Linked DNA regions of Homo sapiens: regions 1 and 3 are each linked to region 2. Evidence: read pairs that join two places in POLR2A ChIA-PET (ENCODE). Cell type or tissue: GM12878. All regions are shown on one strand. Links, peaks and the distances in the headings refer to the core of each region. The heading gives the core; the rest is flanking DNA.

Evidence for each region. Peaks named below come from ENCODE experiments on the same cell type or tissue, not always from the same donor. Only the 100,000 strongest peaks of a DNase experiment are listed, where the experiment ranks them.
Region 1: POLR2A ChIA-PET joins it to region 2 with 8 read pairs; 1 of 35 experiments calls an interaction of 5 or more read pairs at or near these places.
Region 3: POLR2A ChIA-PET joins it to region 2 with 5 read pairs; 4 of 35 experiments call an interaction of 5 or more read pairs at or near these places.

Annotation. Positions count from the first base shown.
Region 1 is chr2:24,881,787-24,888,685 of GRCh38, forward strand. All of the region lies in intron 2 of ADCY3 (adenylate cyclase 3), which reads right to left. Among named protein-coding and RNA genes, the nearest start is that of ADCY3, 35 kb to the right of the region's middle. In GM12878, for the core only: no CTCF peak of the experiment used is centred there; no DNase peak of the experiment used is centred there; H3K4me3 peaks cover 2,188 bases; H3K27ac peaks cover 2,151 bases.
Region 2 is chr2:23,888,253-23,895,151 of GRCh38, forward strand. ATAD2B (ATPase family AAA domain containing 2B) reads right to left here. Exons shown (of 28, transcript NM_017552.4): 3 at 98-147. Among named protein-coding and RNA genes, the nearest start is that of ATAD2B, 35 kb to the right of the region's middle. RefSeq lists an enhancer at 3,788-3,917. In GM12878, for the core only: no CTCF peak of the experiment used is centred there; a DNase peak (open chromatin) is centred at 3,819; H3K4me3 peaks cover 253 bases; H3K27ac peaks cover 561 bases.
Region 3 is chr2:24,089,064-24,095,962 of GRCh38, forward strand. It overlaps a transcript of FAM228B not described here. Among named protein-coding and RNA genes, the nearest start is that of TP53I3, 7.7 kb to the left of the region's middle. RefSeq lists an enhancer at 5,892-6,899. In GM12878, for the core only: no CTCF peak of the experiment used is centred there; no DNase peak of the experiment used is centred there.

The sequences.
Region 1 (6,899 bases), core at 1,066-5,065, 990 kb after region 2:
GCCCACCACCGAGGCCATTCCACAGTGTGTCTGGAGACGTTTTGACAGTCACGACTAGGAGAGCGGGTGCTACTGGCCTCTAGTGGGCGGAGGCCAGGGATGCTGCTGAACATCCTACACTGCACAGGGCAGCCCCCACCACAAAGAACCATCCAGCCCCAAATGTCAACGGAGCCAACGTCAAGAAACCCTGGCCTGGAACAACGCCTTCTTCCTTTTTGATTCCTGAGTGTTCACAATGAACTTTTTCTTGACCTTTTCTACCAGAGAATAATGAACTCTGAAGCAATGGTGTGAACAAGTAGATTTATTTTTATGTCAATTGTAGAGTTTGTGGGCTAAGAGGAGAATGCTCCTGATACTTACTGAACATAAAGACACAACAGCCTGATCAATGCACCCACCCAGAAGGCCCACGTTTCAGGGGTGTAGATGGTCAAAACCAGAGAAGGCCATCTGGTCAACCTCCCCATTTCCATGCAAGAATGGACAGCTCAAATGTAGCATCTTATCCTAACCCAGGGATTACTCACTTGGACTAGGCTTTGGAGGAGTTGGTGAGCCCTTAAAGTAGGGCAGAAATCACACTTGGCCCGTCTCTGGGAAGCAAGTCCATTGCTCTTGTCAGATTCTCCTAAGGATCTGTTACTCCAGATGACTGAGAACCACAAAACTCCTCAAAAGCTCCCACTGCTCTTGCTGCTTCACTAGACACACAAACATCTGCTCACAGCATTTCCTGTCTTCTCTTATTGATGTGACCTCATTATTTAGTCACCTTGGTCTCTTTCTCTAGGCCAAATAATTCCAATTCTATTTAAAGAAGTCCGTTTTAAAGCCGAATCATGTTTGGTCTCATGTCTTTTTACAAAGTGGTCAGTTCAACTCTATTGAATACTCTGGTGAGTGGCGGACCCCATACTGGGCCCTGGAGATTATAAAATTACCTCAAGGAGCTGACTCTACTGGCAGTAAAGAAGCTAGCAGTGGCCGGGCACCGTGGCTCATGCCTGTAATTCCAGCACTTTGGGAGGCCGAGGCGGGTGGATCGCCTGAGGTCAGGAGTTCGAGACCAGCCTGGGCAACTTGGTGAAACCCCGTCTCTACTAAAAATACAAAAATTAGCTGGGTATATGGTGGCACATGCCTGTAGTCCCAAGTTATTTGGGAGGCTGAGGCACAAGAACTGCTTGAGCCCGGGAGGCAGAGGTTGCAGTGAGCCGAGATCACACCACTGCACTCCAGCCTGGATGATGGAGTGAGACCCTGTCTCAAAAAAAGGGCCAGGCGCGGTGGCTCAAGCCTGTAATCCCAACACTTTGGGAGGCAGAGGCGGGCAGATCACGAGGTCAGGAGTTCAAGACTAGCCTGGCCAATATAGTGAAACCCCGTCTCTACTAAAAATATAAAAATTAGCTGGGCATGGTGGCGGGCACCTGTAGTCCCAGCTACTTGGGAAGCTGAGGCAGAAGAATCGCTTGAACCCGGGAGTCGGAGGTTGCAGTGAGCTGAGATCTCACCACTGCCCTCCAGCCTGGGCGACACAGAGAGACTCTGTCTCAAAAAAAATAAAAAAAAGAAGCTAGCAGTGAACAGAGGATGTGCAGCTCGATTCTGAGGGAGAGGGGAGAAGTCAGCAAAGGCCCCCATGAGGAAGGAAAGCTTGGGCTGGCCACACTCAGTTGGAGTTTTCACATGTTCTGAAAACACAGAGCTTTCACATATATTTAAGCATATAGATTCTGGACGATAAAGAAAATTGAAACCAATTTCTAACTGACGGCCAATACTAAGTGAGGCAGGAATGAAAGGGCTCCATGCTTTTGCTCATGCTTTCTTACCTATAAGCAACACTGGGTACATTTATCACACAGATCACCTGACTTTCTGAAACTAACTTTAGATGAACTTGAAAGCAAATGTACCAGCTCGGAGGAAGACAAGTGTATAATCTGGAGACAGAAGATATTTAGGAATCCAGATAGATCATCACACAAACTTAAAATGTAAAAACTTGAAGGGAACAGATCACTGATGACACAGAAACACCAAGCCCTTATTCTCTTGTGTTTGTGGCCATGGAACACAGCAAACTCTTTGGATTCCAAAACTTCCTACCTTTCAATTCAGAAAATGACATTTTGAGAGTAAAACTTTTTGCACACCGTCTGCAACAAAAACCCACATCATCTGCTCTCCTGAATCACAGCTTTCTCCTGGGGATTTGATACATCTTTTTTCTCCCCTTTAGTCCTTCTAGGGGTTTCTCAGCAATTCCCTCTTCCCTACAGCCTCTCACAGCCTTCCCAGGGACATTCAGCATTTTTTTTTTCCAGTCACTGGTTCTGATGCAACCCTTCTGGCGTTGTTCCTGAGTTGCTGTTTTTCCAGTTCAGTGTTTCTGGGCCAGGTGCACCAGCGTCCCAAAGGGAGCTGGTTAAAATGGGAGATTCCAGGGTCCTAGCCCACAGAATCCCCGGCATCTGCATCTGTGCCCTCCTCCAGGTGATTCTCTTCTACAGAATCACTGTTCAAGGTGGAGTAGTAGATATGAAAACAAGGCAAAGAGCTTCCAGCCTTCCTGGGTCTTTAAACCAAACTCTCATGCTGCTGCCTTAGGCCATCTTCCTATGCCTATCCCCTATTTTTCTTCTATGCATTTATTGTCTTTATTTTCTAATAATCTTTTTTTTTTTTTTTTTTTTTTGAGACGGAGTCTCACTCTGTCACCCAGGCTGAAGTGCAGTGGTGCAATCTCAGCTCACTGCAACCTCCGCCTCCCAGGTTCAAGCGATTCTTCTGCCTCAGCCTCCCGAGTATCTGGGATTTACAGGTGCCCGCCACCACGCCCGGCTAATTTTTGTATTTTTAGTAGAGACAGGGTTTTGCCACGTTGGCCTGGCTGGTCTTGAACTCCTGACCTCAAGTGATCTGCCCGCCTTGGCCTCCCAAAGTGCTGGGATTACAGGTGTGAGCCACAGCGCCCAGCCCTCATTTTCTAACAGTCTTCTGATCCCTGGTTCACCCTCACCCTGAGTTAGGTACCCTTTTACCATCTTTTTTCCCTTCTGACCAGCATGTCTCCCACACATTCAAAGCTCCACCCACGGCGGTGCTTTCCACCTGTTGATGCTGCTTCATGTCTCCTGCGTTTAATTCAGTTCCCTGGTTTTCAATTCAGATTTAAAGTCCTTTCCAATTTTCCTTCTTCTTGTCCTGAGAGACTCTGGTCTGGAAGGACCATGGCAGGTCATGGACCAGGCCTCTCAATGCACTCTCTTAGTCACATGACAGAGACTTCCAAATTCCAAAATTCAAGTTCAAGGCCCTGGTGAACTATCACCTCTCCTAAATTCCAGTTCCTCAGCCTCCACTGTCTTGATGAGCACCACCTGCAGGTGCTCACTTCACCCTCACTCAGCAGATCCCAACTTTGGCTGTGCCTTAGAATCACCTGGGGAGTTATGCCCAGGCAGAGTCCACAAAAGTGGAACCAGAGGCCCAGACACTGGTATTGCTGAAAAGTTTCCAGGAGACCTTATGGCGGGACCAGGAGTGGAAAACGCTAAAGTCAATGTGAACACCCAAGCTTGTCATGGTCTCCCCTAACCAGCCCTGATCCACAGGTCTCACTTCTGCCAACACTACGCCCCAGCTAGGAACACAGCACCCAACACGGCGCAGGTCCTCAGTAACATTGGCTGAACGCCTGAACCAGCGCCAGCCTGCTCTCTCTCACTGAGCTCCTTTCTGTGCCTCCAGCAGGTCCTTCATCCCAGCTGGTCTTTCCAGGTAAAAGCCTCTGGGTCTCCTTTTTCCTCACTCTTGCTGCCACCACCTGGCTCACACCCTTACTTCCCACAGGGCTGGGGACAGACTCATCTCCCTGGTCCTGCCAATCCACCCTGGAACACATTAATCTTCCAAAATAATATTTTTGCAAGTACCACCTTCTGCTCAAAACACCTCAATAGCTGCCAATTGTCCAAGAGTTCAAAATCTTCATTCTGGCATTCAGGGTCCTATATACTCTGGGCTTTACCATGAACTTGAATCTAAACCCCGCCCCCACAGCTGCCTGAGGTAAACCATCTGCTTTAGCCAAGCTGACGTCCTCAGCATGTCACCAACTGGCCTCCTGACCTCGGCACATGCTGTAGCCCCTATTTTGAGAGCTCTTAAACTTCCCCACGAAAGTGCCTGGGGAGGAAGCTTCTCATTTTACTTGCTAATATATGTGGATTCTGCATTCTGTTCAATAAAATCCATGTTTGTATTTGTATTTTTAAGTGTTTAAAAATATTTGCCAAACAGATGTCTCCACCTGTTTCAGTGTAAGTGCCACTAGGGCAGGGACGACATCTGTCCCAGTCCCCACTGTGTTCCCAGCACTCAGTAGCACCCAGCACGCTGTCTGCTGGGTGAAGGAATGAATACATGGAGGACACAGGATGAAAGGAAATGCCAACTCCACGGTCATCCTGTGGCTTCACATGCGCCAAAGCAAACACAACCCTGCACCCCCAATGTGGGAAGCACGCACTTAGAATGCCCCTCCCCACCTGGCCGCCTTCCGCCTCCCCCTCGAAATCTAGCTGAACCCCGCCTCCTCCATCGAGCCCACCTGAGCCTCCTTGCGCTACATCATGTTTAGCAAACACGCCTCACCTCCACCCGGACCTTGCAAAGGGCCAGGTGGGAAGATAAACCTCCCTAAGATCTTCCCACAAGACCTGGGCACAGAACCCAGTCACCTCACTCTGCCCTCCTGCTTCGCCTTGACACAGAAACTCTGAAGCTCAGGGTCATGACAACCAGGAATGAAGGGAGAAGACCCCCGCCCCGAGATGGGTGTGAGCTGCGCTGCCAGGCCAGTTCTCGCCACTCATCATCCAGCTCCCAGCAGCGCAAAAGCTCTACTCTCCTTAGAAACTGGAGCTGGTTCCGGGCGATGCCCACGGACTCACTGCTCTCACTCACTCGGATGAGCCTGCCCTGGGGAGGGGAAGGGGGAAGCCCAGCTGGCAAGGAGGCTGCCATGTGCCCTGAGTGGGTGAGGTTAGCTGCTGCACAAGGCAAGCCGGTCCCTGGGGCTCTGCTAGGCAGATGCTGGGCCTGGCTGGCACAAAGGGGTGCAAATCACCAACTCGACAGTCCCCCACAAGTGACACCCCGTGGCTCACTCTTGGTCTTAACTTCTCCCTAGCAGCCCCAGCTTTCTTCCTGTATTAGTCCGTTTTTGTACTGCTATAAATAACTGCCTGTGACCGGGCAATTTATAAAGGAAAGAGGTTTAACTGACTCACAGTTCAGCATGGCTGGGAAGGCCTCAGGAAATTTACAATCATGGCGAAAGGGTCACAAAACACCTCCTTCACAAAGCAGCAGGAAGACGTGCCGAGCGAAAGGGGAAGAGCCCTTTATAATACCATCGGATCTTGTGAGAACTCACTCACTATCACGAGAACAGCATGGGGGAAACCACCCCATGATTCAACTACCTCCACCTGGTCTCTCCCTTGACACGTAGGGATGATGGAGATTACAATTCAAGATGAGATTTGGGTGGGGACGCAAAGCCTAACCGTATCACTTACTCTCTCTAGCCTTCCACCTGCGAGCTCCACGGCTCCTTTCCCTCGGAGACCAGGCCAGCCACTGCACCTGGGGGGATTTTCACAGCCTGGGAACACTCGGGGCTGCCAAGAGGTCGAAAACCAGGCCAAGTCCCGAGGGGTTCACCGGCATCATGCAGCGATAGCCGTGATGGCTCCTGAGGGTGCCTGGTTCCCCCGGCATCTGGCTCTGTGGGCCCCCATGACCACGTGTCCCAGCCCACTCCCCCCCGACACACACACCTCCTCTCGGTGAGGCCAACACTCGGGGCAGGAAAGCATGGCGGTGAAGAATGCAGCTCCAAACTCAGGCTGGAGTGGAATTTCATCTCCATCATGGGCCTGGGCCTTGGAAGTTGCCACACTTTAAACTCGCTGCCTCCCCTGCGAAATGCAAATAACCACAGGCCCATCTCAGGGTGGGTTGGAGACTCCTCTATGATGTGTGTAAAGAGCCCAGCATCAGACTGTGCCAGATACACAATACATCTAAGTGTTACCTATTATTGTTAGGCATATTATAAATTCCCAAGGTTACTCCTGAATTTATTCCCAATTCTCCAGCTTTCTGAGTCTGCTTGAGTGAGTCAAGGTCATTTTCATCACCTGGGAAGGCAATGTGTGTCAATGGTCCCCAAATTTGGCTGTGCTGACATTCTAAGGCTCCATCCTCAAACACTGCCTTGTACACAGTAGGTCCTCTGTATCCACAGATTCAACAAAACTCAAATTTCATCACAAACATTCAAACACATTCGGAACATCAAAAACATTCAAACCACAACAGCTCTCAAGTAAGTTCCCATCCCCTGGTCCTCCCCCATTGCCTGTCCAGCCTCTGAGGTGGAATGCTGCCTGTGTCACTGTGCACTGGCTGGGTTTTGGGCCCTGCAGTGTAGCTGCACATCCTGGCCCCAGGACCCTGCCACCCAGCTGGACGGCTCAGCTCCTGTCCCATCCCTTTCCACGTCTCATTATCGGGAAGACCCTCATGGCAGTGCCAGCAGCTGCTAGAGCCACCTGCCGGTGCTGAACTGACCGACTACCTCCCAGCCCACAGTGGCTGCCTGTGTCTGGGGACACCAATTAACCTTCACACCATTAGTCAACAAGTCCTCCTCCAGCCCCTACAACAGGAGGGAGTGTGATGCCGTGGAATAAGCACTGTCTTTGGAGCCAAACTGGCTTGTGTTCTATCACTCCTTAGAAAGTCCCTTAAAACCTCCCTCTGCAACCTTCTCACATGGAAAATTGCCTCACATGGCAATTAGTATTTCTTGGCTC
Region 2 (6,899 bases), core at 1,556-5,555:
AGCACACTATTAAATCACTCTATTTTTCCCCACTTTACTGCTTTCTCTAACATTGTAAGAATTTTAAAACTAACCAGTTTTATAATAGAATACTCACATAAGCCACTATGTCCATTTGGTAATGTAGCACCAGGCTGAGAAGTTAACCTAGAACACAATAATATTTAATATGCAAACACATCAACATTTGCTTATATAAGCAAGAAATGAAATACTGCTGGAATTATTTTAATCTTTAAAACTTTTTTAAAAGTAAAGATAACTTTTTTTACTGTAAGATTGGTAATATGTCAATTAATAAAATATACTAGCTAGTTAAAAGCCATTTCATTACTTCAAGAAAAGCTTTAATAACAGATTATACACTAAGTTTACTCTGCCATCAACTCTACAAATCAAAACCCAAAAAAAAGGCTTAAGCTTAATATATACCATAAAATTAACTGAGACCATGAGTAGCAGGGGTCACAGGCATTACCTATTGGTTTTGGTTGATGAAATAAAATTCAAACAATGATAAATTTATTAACACAATAAACAGTAAGAAAAAAGTGCTTGAATACCAATATCATTTAATAATTTCTTCAAAGTATTTTATTACACATTTAATCTGACAAATCAAACAGCTGATTTATCGAAAGAGCCATTTTACAATTCTCTCTTTTGGGTGGAAGAAGAGAAATGTAAATCACTGGAAAGTTACTAAAAAGGCCATCAAAACATGAGGACTAGGAAAAAGTCACCATACTTCTTAGTACAGTCAGAAAGTTCAAAAGTAAAAACTAAATTGCTGCATAATAAAAGAGTTGTCAATGCAAACTAAGATATTTTTGAAATATCCAACAATTATTAGTTTCGAAGATTAAAAAACTAGGGAAAGGACATCCAGAAAATCACAAATATGTATGACTGCCTTCCTTTTTTTCTCCCCACAAGACAGAGTCTTGCTCTGTCGCCCAGGCTGGAGTACAGTGGCGCGATCTCGGCTTACTGCTACCTCCGTCTCCCAGGCTCAAGTGATTCTCCTGCCTCAGCCTCCCAAGTAGCTGGAATTACAGGCACGTGCCACCATGTCCGGCTAATTTTTGTATTCTTAGTACAGATGGGGTTTCACCATGTTGGTCAGGCTGGTCTCAAACCCCTGACCTCAGGTGATCTGCCCACCTCGGCCTCCCAAAGTGCTGGGATTACAGGCGTAAGCCACCGCGCCCAGCCCCTATGACTGCCTTCTATGTGGTTTGCACAAATTTTTAATTAAAATAATCTAACATTTTTGGTTACTCCAGTACTCTTCAAGTTAAATTATAAATATATTGTACATCACAATACCCCTGGCCCAGCAAAGGTCACAGTTAAGACGACTAAAGGGTATAAACAAAAACTCAAGCCAGGCGCGATGGCTCACGCCTATAATCCCAGCACTTTGAGAGGCCGAGGCAGGTGGATCACCTGAGGTCAGGAGTTCGAGACCAGCCTGGCCAACATGGTGAAACCCCGTCTCTACCAAAAATACAAAAATTGCTGGGCGTGGTGGCGGGCACCTGCAATCCCAGCTACTCGGGAGGCTGAGGCAGGAGAATTGCTTGAACCCAGGAGGCAGATGTTGTAGTGAGTGGACATCACATCACTGCACTCCAGCCCAGGTGACAGAGCAAGGCTCCATCTAAAAAACAAAAAACAGGCTGGGCGCGGTGGCTCATGCCTGTAATCCCAACACTTTGGGAGGCCGAGGCGGGCAGATTACGAGGTCAGGAGATCGAGACCATCCTGGCTAACACGGTGAAACCCCATCTCTACTAAAAATACAAAAAAATCAGCCAGGCGTGGTGGCAGGCACCTGCAGTCCCAGCTACTCGGGAGGCTGAGGCAGGAGAATGGCGTGAACCTGGGAGGTGGAGCTTACAGTGAGCCGAGATCGCGCCACTGCACTCCAGCCTGGGTGACAGAGCGAGACTCCGTCTAAAAACAAAAAATAAATAATAAATAACAAAAAACAAAACAAAAAAAACCCTCATACTACTACGCATCTTCAGATTGTCAAAAAAATAACAACAAAAATCTAGCCCCCCCGCCTTTCCTCTAGAAAACAACAAAAAAAATACCTTTACCTAATATACTATCTTGGAGAAAATTTCATTTTTAGCACCACTGTATACAATGCACATGATTCTCCAGGTATATGAGTGTGACTATAAAGTAACTAAATGGATGTAATACAGGTATTCTTACAACGTTGTCATTACACAATGCATTCCTGGAATTCTTAAGAATCACTCTCAAAATCCACTTAAAACCACACAGAAAAACCAACTTTATTACTTCATAAATATACTTTGTCTTTAGACCCAACAAAGCATTAACTCAGCTTGATCAGTTTATTCACAAGTCTTGGCACCAAATGAATTCTGACTATATACAAAGCCAAATGGTTGGAATTTCACATCACTTGAATTGTTCAAAAGAATAAGATGCAGACCCTAAAGTCATTCCACAAAAGAAATCTAAAACTTTTCAGAACAATGGTAACATCATTGGGGAAAAAAGCACAATAAGCTTTTTGTCTGCTCTAAAGAAGACAATGCTTACTTGGCTTTTATTACTAATGAAAGATCTGTTTTAAGAAAAAATCTTTAAAAACTTGTTCTTCAATTGATCCAATGACCTTATAGTCATAGATTATTGTCATCATCATCTTTATAAAAGGGAGACTGAAAAAGGAGACACGACATGAAATACATGAGTATATTAAAAGATTTAATATACTGAGATTTTTTTTTTTTTTTTTTGAGGTGGAGTCTTGCTCAGCCACCCAGGCTGGAGTGCAGTGGTGCGATCTTGGCTCACTGCAACCACCATCTCCCGGGTTCAAGTGATTCTCTCATCTCAGCCTCCCGAGTAGCTGGGATTACAGGCACCCGCCATCATGCCCAGCTAATTTTTGTATTTTAGTAGAGACAGGGTTTCACCATGTTGGCCAGGCTGATCTTGAACTCCTGACCTCAGGTGATCCACCCGCCTTGGCCTCCCAAATTGCTAAGATTACAGGCGTAAGCCACCACGCCCAGCCTACACTGAGATTTTGTAAGGGTTAGCCTGCTTAAACGTATATGCCTAAAAGTTTCTGTATTATATGAATGTTCTCAAAAGTTGTTCACTTAAATTGAGTGGGTAGCTATTTTTTGAAAAGAAGGAAGGTGGGTTGGAGATTTTTTTCCCTGTATCGTTTCCTGAATTTTTATTTATTATTTATTATTTTTTGAGGGGACAGAGCCTCACTCTGTCGCCCACGGTGGAGTGCAGTGGCTCTATCTTGGCTCACTGCAACCTCCGCCTCCTGGATTCAAGCAATTCTCATGCCTCAGCCTCCCAAGCAGTACAGGCGTGCACCACCACACCTGGCTAATTTTTGTATTTTTAGTGTAGACAGGGTTTCACTATGTTGGCCAGGCTGGTCTCCAACTCCTGACCTCAGATGATACCCCCCCGCCCCGACCCCCACCTCAGACTCCCAAAGTGCTGGGATTACAGGCGTGAGCCGCTGCACCTAACCCTGTTTCCTGAATTTTTAAATGGAACCAGTTTCACTTTGCATTAGGTGATTATTACGTTAGAACTTTCTACAGCTTTAATTATCTGGGGCACACGCTATTGCAATATCAGACTTAAAAATCATACTTATTCTCCCTTTCCCATATAAACTCAAGGCATTTAATGATTTATGAGGGTTATAAACCTCAATTCAAAAAAGCCCAAGTTCTGACAGACGTCACTTAACCACTACCACTCCTCAATTCTAATATGCCTCAGCAGTCCACATAGGTGGTTATACTTCTGCCTCACCTCACTACTTCCTCATTACCTAACCACAAAAGGAAACTTTCAAGCATGCTACATTTCAGTACACAATAAATCTTTTTTTTCTTTTTCTTGAGACGGAGTCTCGCTCTGTGGCCCAGGCTGGAGTGCAGTGGCGCGATCTTGGCTCATTGCAAGCCCCGCCTCCCTGGTTCACGCCATTCTCCTGCCTCAGCCTCCTGAGTAGCTGGAACTACAGGCACCCGCCACCACGCCTGGCTAATTTTTTGTATTTTTTAGTAGAGACGGGGTTTCACCGTGTTAGCCAGGATGGTCTCTATCTCCTGACCTCGTGATCCGCCCGCCTCGGCCTCCCAAAGTGCTGGGATTACAGGCGTGAGCCACTGCGCCCGGTTTTTTCTTTTCTTTTTTTTTTTTTTTTAAGACAGAGTCTCACTCTGTCATCCAGGCTAGAGTGCAGTGGTACGATCTCAGCTAACTGCAACCTCTGTCTCCCAGGTTCAAGCAATTCTCGTGCCTCAGCCTCCCAACTAGCTGGGTACAGGCACGCGCCGCCTTGCTTAGCTAATTTTTGTATTTTTAGTAGAAATGGGATTTCACCATGTTGGCCAGACTGGTCTCCAACTCCTGGCCTCAAGTGATCCACCACCCTTGGCCTCCCAAAGTGCTGGAATTACAGGCGTGAGCCACCACACCCAGCCAAGTGTACAGTAAGTCTTATGAAAATTTCAATTTGTCTGTATCTTAGAGTATGCGTATTATTCTAGATATATATCAGGTTAAATAAATGACTAGTAGCTAAATAAATATCCGCTGACCAAAAAAGTCAATAAAATAGCATCTGTACTCACAGTATTTGTAAGCTACAACATCTATCTATATTAGTATGTATATTTGGGAATTTCTATATACAATATAAAAACTATATATTAAAAAATATTTTTGACCAAAAACATCCTATTTTACTAAAAGTATCAATCATTAAAATTCTGTTGATACACTTGGGCCTTTAAACCCAGGTTTCACCCCAAAAGAAAACTCATAATCTATCTCAAATCACTTAGGAAGATTCAGAAGTTCTAGGTCCACTTTTATCTCTATCTTCATCCAATTACCTAACTCTAAAATGGAAATTTATTTTGCCAATTAACAGTAATTTATTTAACGACCTTAGTGGTCTTTGCAAAGTTCTTTAGAATTCATTATTTTTCATAGCTAATACTAATTCTTATCTGTATTCAATTTTCCTCCATATGAATTATTATTTCTAACAAATTATTTTTTGTGAAAGGACTTCAATAAGTTTACCTTAGATGCTCATAAGAGTTTAGATTACCAAAATAAAGGAATCAAGATTCTCAGGTTCATGACATAAAAACAAATACAAGCCTTCAAGTAATTCTTAATTTTTTGTACTTATATTATCTCAAAATCTAAAATATTTTTAACTACAAGTTTTCCTTAAAATTAAATTCTATTGAATCTAATAGGTCAAATTGCATTTTATTTTCAGGTCATCTGAAACATCAAAAGATTTTAATTCTAAAAGTTTAACAGTTACTCAGACTCCTAGATGAATAAACTAAAAAAAAAAAAAACTTTTTTTTTTTTTTTTTTACGAAGACAGGTCTCACTCTGCCACCCGGGATGGAGTGCGATGGCGTGATCACAGCTCACTGTAGCCTCAAACTGCTAGGATCATGGCATCCTCCAGCCTTAGCCTTTCGAGTAGATCGGACTACAAGCATGTGCCTGAAGCTAATTTTTTAGTATTTCACAGAGATGAGGTCTCACTATGTTGCCCAGGCTGTTCTTGAACTCCTGGGCTCAAGCAATCCTCCTGCCTTGGCCTCCCAAAGTTCTGGGATTACAGGCATGAGCCACATGCCTGGCCTCAAAAATCTTTTTAAATTGTGTGAGTTACTAAACATTGTCCTTTTGCCAAAACAGAAACAGTAAATGTATTAGTATTCATTAGTTCAGTTTTTTACTCAAAATGCATCTAGGATTTTTTTAAAGAAATATCTCACTCTACGGTACCTAAATGATTCCTAAATGGAAGCATATCTTTCATATGCTCTCCCAAAATTTTTGAGGCCTTTTTATATGAAAGACTTCTATATGAAATATCGGCCAGGCACGGTGGCTCGTGCCTGTAATCCCAGCACTTTGGGAGGTCGAGGCGGGTGGATCACCTGAGGTCCAGAGTTCAAGACCAGCCTGACCAACATGGAGAAACCCTGTCTCTACAAAAAATACAAAATTAGCTGGGCGTGGTGGCGCATGCCTGTAATCCCAAATACTCGGGAGACTGAGGCAGGAGAATCACTTGAACCTGGGAGACAGAGGTTGCAGTAAGCAAAGATAGCGCCATTGCACTCCAGCAAAACTCCATCTCAAAAAAAAAAAAGAAAGAAAGAAAAGAAATATCAAGATCAATTTACATAAAGGCCTGCTGGGTGGATAAAATAAGAGAAATCTAGTATATTACTTGCACTTGAATAAACTGTTAAAATCATCTTAAAAGCCCAATTTTAACACTAAAAGAACATTGTTAGGAATATTTATCTAGAAGATATTTGATTCACTCATTTAATAAATGAAGGATAGAGATTATAACAGGTAGATCAAGTCTAAAAGTTAATGTAATTACATGGCAGTACTAAAGTAACATCATCATAATGATCCAGACCTGTTTCATCTCACAGATGTATGGGTGTGGGAAAGAAAAATAAAAATCAACAGACTATGATTCATGTATTTTTCTACTTAGCCCCATATAATGCAAATTACAAAAACATAAAATAAACTGGTACATCTTATGGAGCATATTTTAGTAAGTACAGAGACCCCTTAGGGACTAATAAATGTACGCAGCCTGTCAAAGTCTATATAACCCCAAATATTTTTTTCACTAGAGAATAAAAGTATCCAGAATTTACCTACACATATAAAATCAAAATATTTTTAAATGCTTGAAGAATAAAAACAAAGGACTTCCCTTTTACTTCTGTTCAGTCACACATCATCAGCACTTCTACTTTAAAGAGTTTAAAGAACCCTTTAGTTCCCAGACCCATGTA
Region 3 (6,899 bases), core at 1,900-5,899, 200 kb after region 2:
ATGGGCTGGGTGCTGTGGCTCATACCTATAATCCCAGCACTTTGGGAGGCTGAGAGGGGTGGATCACTTGAGGTCAGGAGTTCAAGGCCAGCCTGGCCAGCATGATGAAACCCCATCTCTACTAAAAATGCAAAAATTAGCTGGGTGTGGTGGTGGTTGCCTGTAGTCCCAGCTTGTTCTTTATAAAAACCAGTAACATGAATGAAATGTATTGTGAGTTACAGCTGGGAAACAAGAAATAGCCAAGGTCTGAAAGACTGGGAATGAGAAAGGAGATACAACCACAGATATAGGAGTGATTAAAACAAAAATAAATTAAATTATGTGAAATTCTACAGCAACAAGTAGTAAAATCTAGAAAAAAAAAGGAAGATTTTTTTAGCAAAATTACTCCATTCTACCCAATGGGTAGAGTATTTTCGCCTCATTCTGTTGATGTTGGGTTTGGCCCTGTCTCTTACTTTGGTCAATGATGAGTGAGAAAGGCATGGTCAGTTTCCATCAGTCCCCTTACCTTCCTGCCACCCACAGATAGCCTCTATTTCAGCTTGTCCCTGAGTGAGAAATACTCAGGGTAGCCCTGAATCCAACCTATTGTCTTGGGACCAGCCTAGCAGAGTCACAACCGAGGAAGAAATAAACATTTGTTTTTGTAAGCTGTTGTTGTTGTAAGCTGTTAAGATTTGGGGATAGTTTATTTTTGCAGCAAAGGCTTGTTAATAAAGATAAACATTTCTTTAAAAAATTAGCAAGTATACAAAATTAGCCAGGTGTGGTGGCGCATCCCTGTAATCTCAGCTACTCGGGAGGCTGAGGCAGGAGAATCACTCGAGGCAGAGGTTGTGGTGAGCCGAGATTGTGCCATTGCACTCCAGCCTGGGGAACAAGAGCAAAACTCCGTCTAAAAAAAAAGAAAAAAAAAAAAAAACGCCGGGCGCAGTGACTCACGCCTGTAATCCCAGCACTTTGGGAGGCCAAGGCGGGCGGATCACGAGGTCAGGAGATGGAGACCATCCTGGCTAACATGGTGTATTTCTCTACTAAAAATACAAAAAATTAGCCGGGGTGGTGGCTGGCGCCTGTAGTCCCAGTTACTCGGGAGGTTGAAGCAGGAGAATGGCGTGAACCCGGGAGGCGGAGCTTGCAGTGAGCCGAGATTGCGCCACTGCACTCCAGCCTGGGCTACAGAGTGAGACTCCGTCTCAAAAACAAACAAACAAACAAAAAAATTAGCAAGGACTGGCACGGTGGCTCAACCCTGTAATCCCAGCACTTTGAGAGGCCAAGGGGGGAGCAGAACAGTTGAGGTCAGGAGTTCAAGACCAGCCTGGCCAACATGGTGAAACCCCAACTCTACTAAAAATACAAAAATTAGCTGGGCGTGGTGGTGCACGCCTGTAGTCCCAGGTACCTGCGAGGCTGAGGCAGGAGGAGGTTGCAGTGAGCTGTGATTGCACCACTGCACTCCAGCCTTGGTGACAGAGAGAGCCTCCCATCTCAAAAAAAAAAAAAAAAAAAAATAGGAAATGGAGTTCAGCAACTTATATTCCCTATGATTATACAAAATCAATATTGGGAAGTCTATCAATACAACCCCAAAACATCAACAAATTAAAGGAGAAAACACCATATGAGCCAATCAATAGAGGCCAAAAAGGCATTGATTAAACGTAGAAGCCATTCATTATAAAACCTCCAAGCAAAATAAGGATAAAAGGAAAGTATTTATAGTAGACTTTTTTTAAAAGACAAGGTCTCATTCTGTTGCCCATGCTGGAGTGCAGTGTTGTGATCACAGCTCACTGCAGCCTTGATATGGCTCAATTGAACCTCCCACCTCAGCCTCCTCAGTAGCTAGGACTACAGGCTTGAGCCACCACACCCAGATAGTTTTTGTTTGTTTGTTTATCGTTTGTTTTGTAGATACGAGGTTATGCCATGTTGCCCAAGCTGACATTATTATTTAACATTAATTCGGAAGTTTTAGTCAATACAATAAGATAAAAAACGAGGTAATTGATAATAAATACTGGAAAAGTGATAAAACAGCCTCCTTTTGTTGTTGATATGATTGTAGACTTAGAAAACGCAAGAGATGCGCTGGGTGCCATGGCTCACGCCTGTAATCCCAGCACTTTGGGAGGCGGATGACGAGGTCAGGAGATCGAGACCATCCTGGCTAACACGGTGAAACCCCGCCTCTACTAAAAATACAAAAAATTAGCCGGGCGTGGTGGCGGGCGCCAGTAGTCCCAGCTACTTGGGAGGCTGAGGCAGGAGAATGGCGTGAACCCGGGAGGCGGAGCTTGCAGTGAGCCGAGATCGCCACTGCACTCCAGCCTGGGCAACAGAGTGAGATTCCGTCTCAAAACAAAAACAAAAACAAAAAACAAACAAATACAAAAAACCACAAGAGATGCTAATTTTAAAAATGAAGCAAACATTTTTGTTTGAGATAATGAGATAATTTGTAAAAGCTGTCCAGATGAAAGCTACATACACCAGAATCAATAGCTTTATTCTACTTCAGTTAAGCAACTAGAAATATTAATAAAAATGGGGAAAATAACACTTTTACCATAGCAGTACAAGTTGTAAAAGCATAAGGAATGTATTTAACAAGGAAGATACAAAAATTATATAATGAAGACTGTAAAACTATATCAAAGAACAGAAACAAGATCTGAACAAATGAAACAGTACCATGTTTTTAGATGAGAATACAGTACCCAAAATGTCAGTTTTACCAAATTAGTATACAAATTCATTATAAATTTGGTTATAATGCCAACAGTATATTTTTTGATTGGATAAAGTGGTGTTAGAGTGTATGTGGAAGAACAAATCCCCCCAAATGACCAATAAATATATGAAAAAGAATAGTAGGGTTGGGAGTGTTGGCTCACATCTGTAATCCCAGCACTTTGGGAGGCCGAGGTGGGCAGATCACTTGAACTCAGGAGTTCAAGACCAGCCTGGGCAACATAGCAAAACCCCATCCCTACAAAAAATTAGCCAGGCATGGTGGCATGTGCCTGTAGTTCCAGCTACTTGGGAGGCTGGGAGATGGAAAGATCACATGGGCCTGGCAGGCAGAGGTTGCATTGATCATACCACTGCACTCCAGCCTGGGTGACAGAGTAAGACTCTGTCTCAAAAAAAAAAAAAAAAAAAAAAAAAGGAATAGTAGTAGGAAAGACTTATATTACCAGATGTCAGAAAATAAATCAGCCAAGCATAGTGGCTCAGGCCTGTAATCTCACCACTTTGGGAGGCCAAGGTGTGTGGATTATTTGAGGTCAGAAGTTCTAGACCAGCCTGGCCAACATGGTGAAACCCCATCTCTACTAAAAATACAAAAATTAGCTGGGTAGTGGTGGCATGTGCCTGTAATCCCAGCTATTCGGGAGGCGGGGCAGGAGACTCGCTTGAGCCTGGGAGGCAGAGGTTGCAGTGAGCCGAGATCGCGCCCTGCACTCCAGCCTGGGTGACAGAGTGAGACCCTGTCTCCATAAAAAAAAGAAAGAAAGAAAATAAATCATAGCGATAGTAACAATGACAGTATGAAACTTACTTCTAAGGAGTTTGTCCTGTAGAAATAAAACACACCAATTATACAGATGTATGTACAGAGATGTTTATTTCAGCCTTGATCATAGTAACAAAAATTTAGAAACAAAGTAGATCCCATCACTAAGGGAATGGCTGCATAAATTGTGAATTCTATGCATCCACTTGAAAAATGAACTAGAGCTATAGCAGTTGACATCAAGGGATTTCTGTGAAGCGTTTGTTTAATCAGAGTAAAATTATGGTAAAACAATGACAAAATACCCCCATACACATATACATGATTTTATGCACACACACACACACACACACACACACACACACACACACACACCATGTACAGAGGCTACCTGCCTCTGCCATCTTCCTGGCCACCCACCACCATGGCTCAGGGCTCAAGGCGTTTCTCCTTACTCCAGGTGGTAGTCTGCACACATTTTTATTCTGAAATAGGCAAAAAGCATGTCCCAAAACTATGTGTCCCCTCTCACTTTTTATTTTTATTTTTATTTTATTTTACTTTAAGTTCTGGGATACATGTGTTGAAGGTGCAGGTTTGTTACGTAGGCATACATGTGCCATGGTGGTTTACTACACCTATCAGCCTGTCATCTAGGCTTTAAGCCCCTCATGCATCAGGTGTTTGTCCTAATGCTCTCCCTCCCCTTGCCCCTAGCCCCCCAACAGGCCCCGGTGTGTGATGTCCCCCTCCGTGTGTCCACGTGTTCTCATTGTTCATCTCCCACTTATGAGTGAGAACATGCGCTATTTGGTTTTCTCTTCCTGTGTTAGTTTGCTGAGGATGATGGTTTCCAGCTTCATCCATGTCCCTGCAAAGGACATGAACTCACTCTTTTTTATGGCTGCATAGTATTCCATGGTGTATATGTATCATATTTTCTTTATCCACTCTATCATTGATGGGCATTTGGGTTGGTTCGGTGTCTTTGCTATTGTAAACAGTGCTGCAATAAACATATGTGTGCATTTTTTTTTTTTTGAGACAGAATCTTGCTGTGTCACCCAGGCTGAAGTGCAGTGGCACAATCTTGGCTCACTGCAACCTCCTCCTCCTGGGTTCAAGCGATTCTCCTGCCTTAGCCTCCCAAGTAGCTTGGGACTACAGGGGCCCACCACCTAGCCTGGCTAATTTTTTTTGTATTTTTAATAGAGACGGGTTTCACCATATTGGCCAGGCTGGTCTTGAACTCCTGACCTTGTGATCTGCCCACCTCAGACTCCCAAAGTGCTGGGATTACAGGTATGAGCCACCGCTCCTGGCTGCATGTGTCTTTGTAGTGGAATGATTTATAAACCTTTGGGTATATACCCAGTAATGGGATTGCTGGGTCAAATGGTATTTCTGGTTCTAGATCCCTGAGGAATCGCCACATACTTTTTTTTTTTTTTTTTTTTTTTTTTTTAAGACAGGGTCTTGCTGTGTCACCCAGGCTGGAGTGCAGTGGCACCATCATAGCTTACTGCAGTGTTGACCTCTTGGATTCAAGTGATCCTCCTGCCCCAGCCTCCTGAATAACTGGGCCTTGGCCTCCCGAGTAGTCTCATGTGCCTGGGACTGCAGGCACATGCCACCACACCTGGCTACTTTTTAAAGTTTTGGTAGAGACAAGATCTTTCATGTTGCTCAGGCTGGTCTTCAACTCCTGGGCTTAAGTGATCTTCCTGCCTCCATCTACCAAAGTACAGAGATTACAGGTGTGAGCCACTGTGCCTAGCCTCCTCTCACATTTTTAAGTTGATATCTAAAATTATTCACCTGAAATATAAATAGTTTAAAAGATAAGGATTTCTTATTTCTTTTAATACTGACATTTTAAACTCTTAAAACAGGCTTTTTCCCCCTCCCGAGAGACAGAGTCTTGTTCTGTTGCTGAGGCCGGAGTAAAATGTTGTGATCATAACTCACTGTAACCTCAAACTCCTGAACTCAAGGAATCCTACCACCTCAGTCTTCCTAGTAGCTGGGACTATAGGCACATGACACCATGCCTGGCTAATTTTTCTGTTTTTCGTAGAGACAGTCTCACTATGTTGCCTCAGCTGGTCTTGAACTCTTGGCCTCAAGGGATCCTCCTTCCTTGGCCTCTCTAAGTGCTGAGTTTACAGGCATGAGCCACTTTGCCCAGCCTACATCAGGCTTTTAAATATATCAATTGGGCCGGGTGCGGTGACTCACACCTGTAATCCTGGCATTTTAGGAGGCCGAGGTGCGCAGATCACTTGAGTTCAGGAGTTGGAGACCAGCCTGGCCAACATGGTGAAACCCCATCTCTACTAAAAATACCAAAAAAATTAGCCTGGCGTGGTGGCACACACTCATAGTCCTAGCTACTCCCAAGGGTGAGGCAGGAGAATCACTTGAACCTGGGATGCAGAGGTTGCAGTCAGCCAAGATTGCGCCACTGCACTCCAGCCTTATATTAGAGCAATTTGATATTTATTAATATAATCATCCACTAAGAAAGACCCAAACTCTTCTTTAACAGTTAAAAGTTTAACAACCGGAACAGCTCCAGTCTGCAGCTCCCAGCGTGATCGACGCAGAAGACAGGTGATTTCTGCATTTCCGACTGAGGTAACTGATTCATCTCACTGGGACTGGTTTGACAGTGGGTGCAGCCCACGGATGGGGAGCTGAAGCAGGGCAGGGCGTCACCTCACCCTGGAAGTGCAAGGGGTCAGGGGATTTCCCTTTCCTAGCCAAGGGAAGCCGTGACAGACTACCTGGAAAAATGGGACACTCCTGCCCAAATACTGCACTTTTCCCAAGATCTTAGCCACCGGCAGACAAGGAGATTCTCTCCCATGCCTGGCTCGGCGGGTTCCACACCCACGGAGCCTTGCTCACTGCTAGTGCAGCAGTCTGAGATCGAACTGTGAGGCGGCAGCCTGGCTGGGGGAGGGGCGTCCGCTGTTGCTGAGGCTTGAGTAGGTAAACAAAGCAGCCGGGAAGTTCGAACTGGGCAGAGCCCACTGCAGCTCAGTAAGGCCTACTGCCTCTAGACTCCATCTCTGTGGCCAGGGCATAGCTGAACAAAAGGCAGCAGACAACTTTTGCAGACTTAAAGGTCCCTGTCTGACAGCTCTGAAGAGAGCATTGGTTCTCTCAGCACGGTGTTTGAGCTCTGAGAACGGACAGACTGCCTCCTTAAGTGGGTCCCTCACCCCCATGTAGCCTAACTAGGAGATACCTCCCAGGAGGGGCCGACAGACACCTCATATAGGCACCTGCCTCTCTGGGACGAAGCTTCCAGAGGAAGGATCAGGAAGTAGTATTTGCTGTTCTGCAATATTTGCTGTTCTGCAGC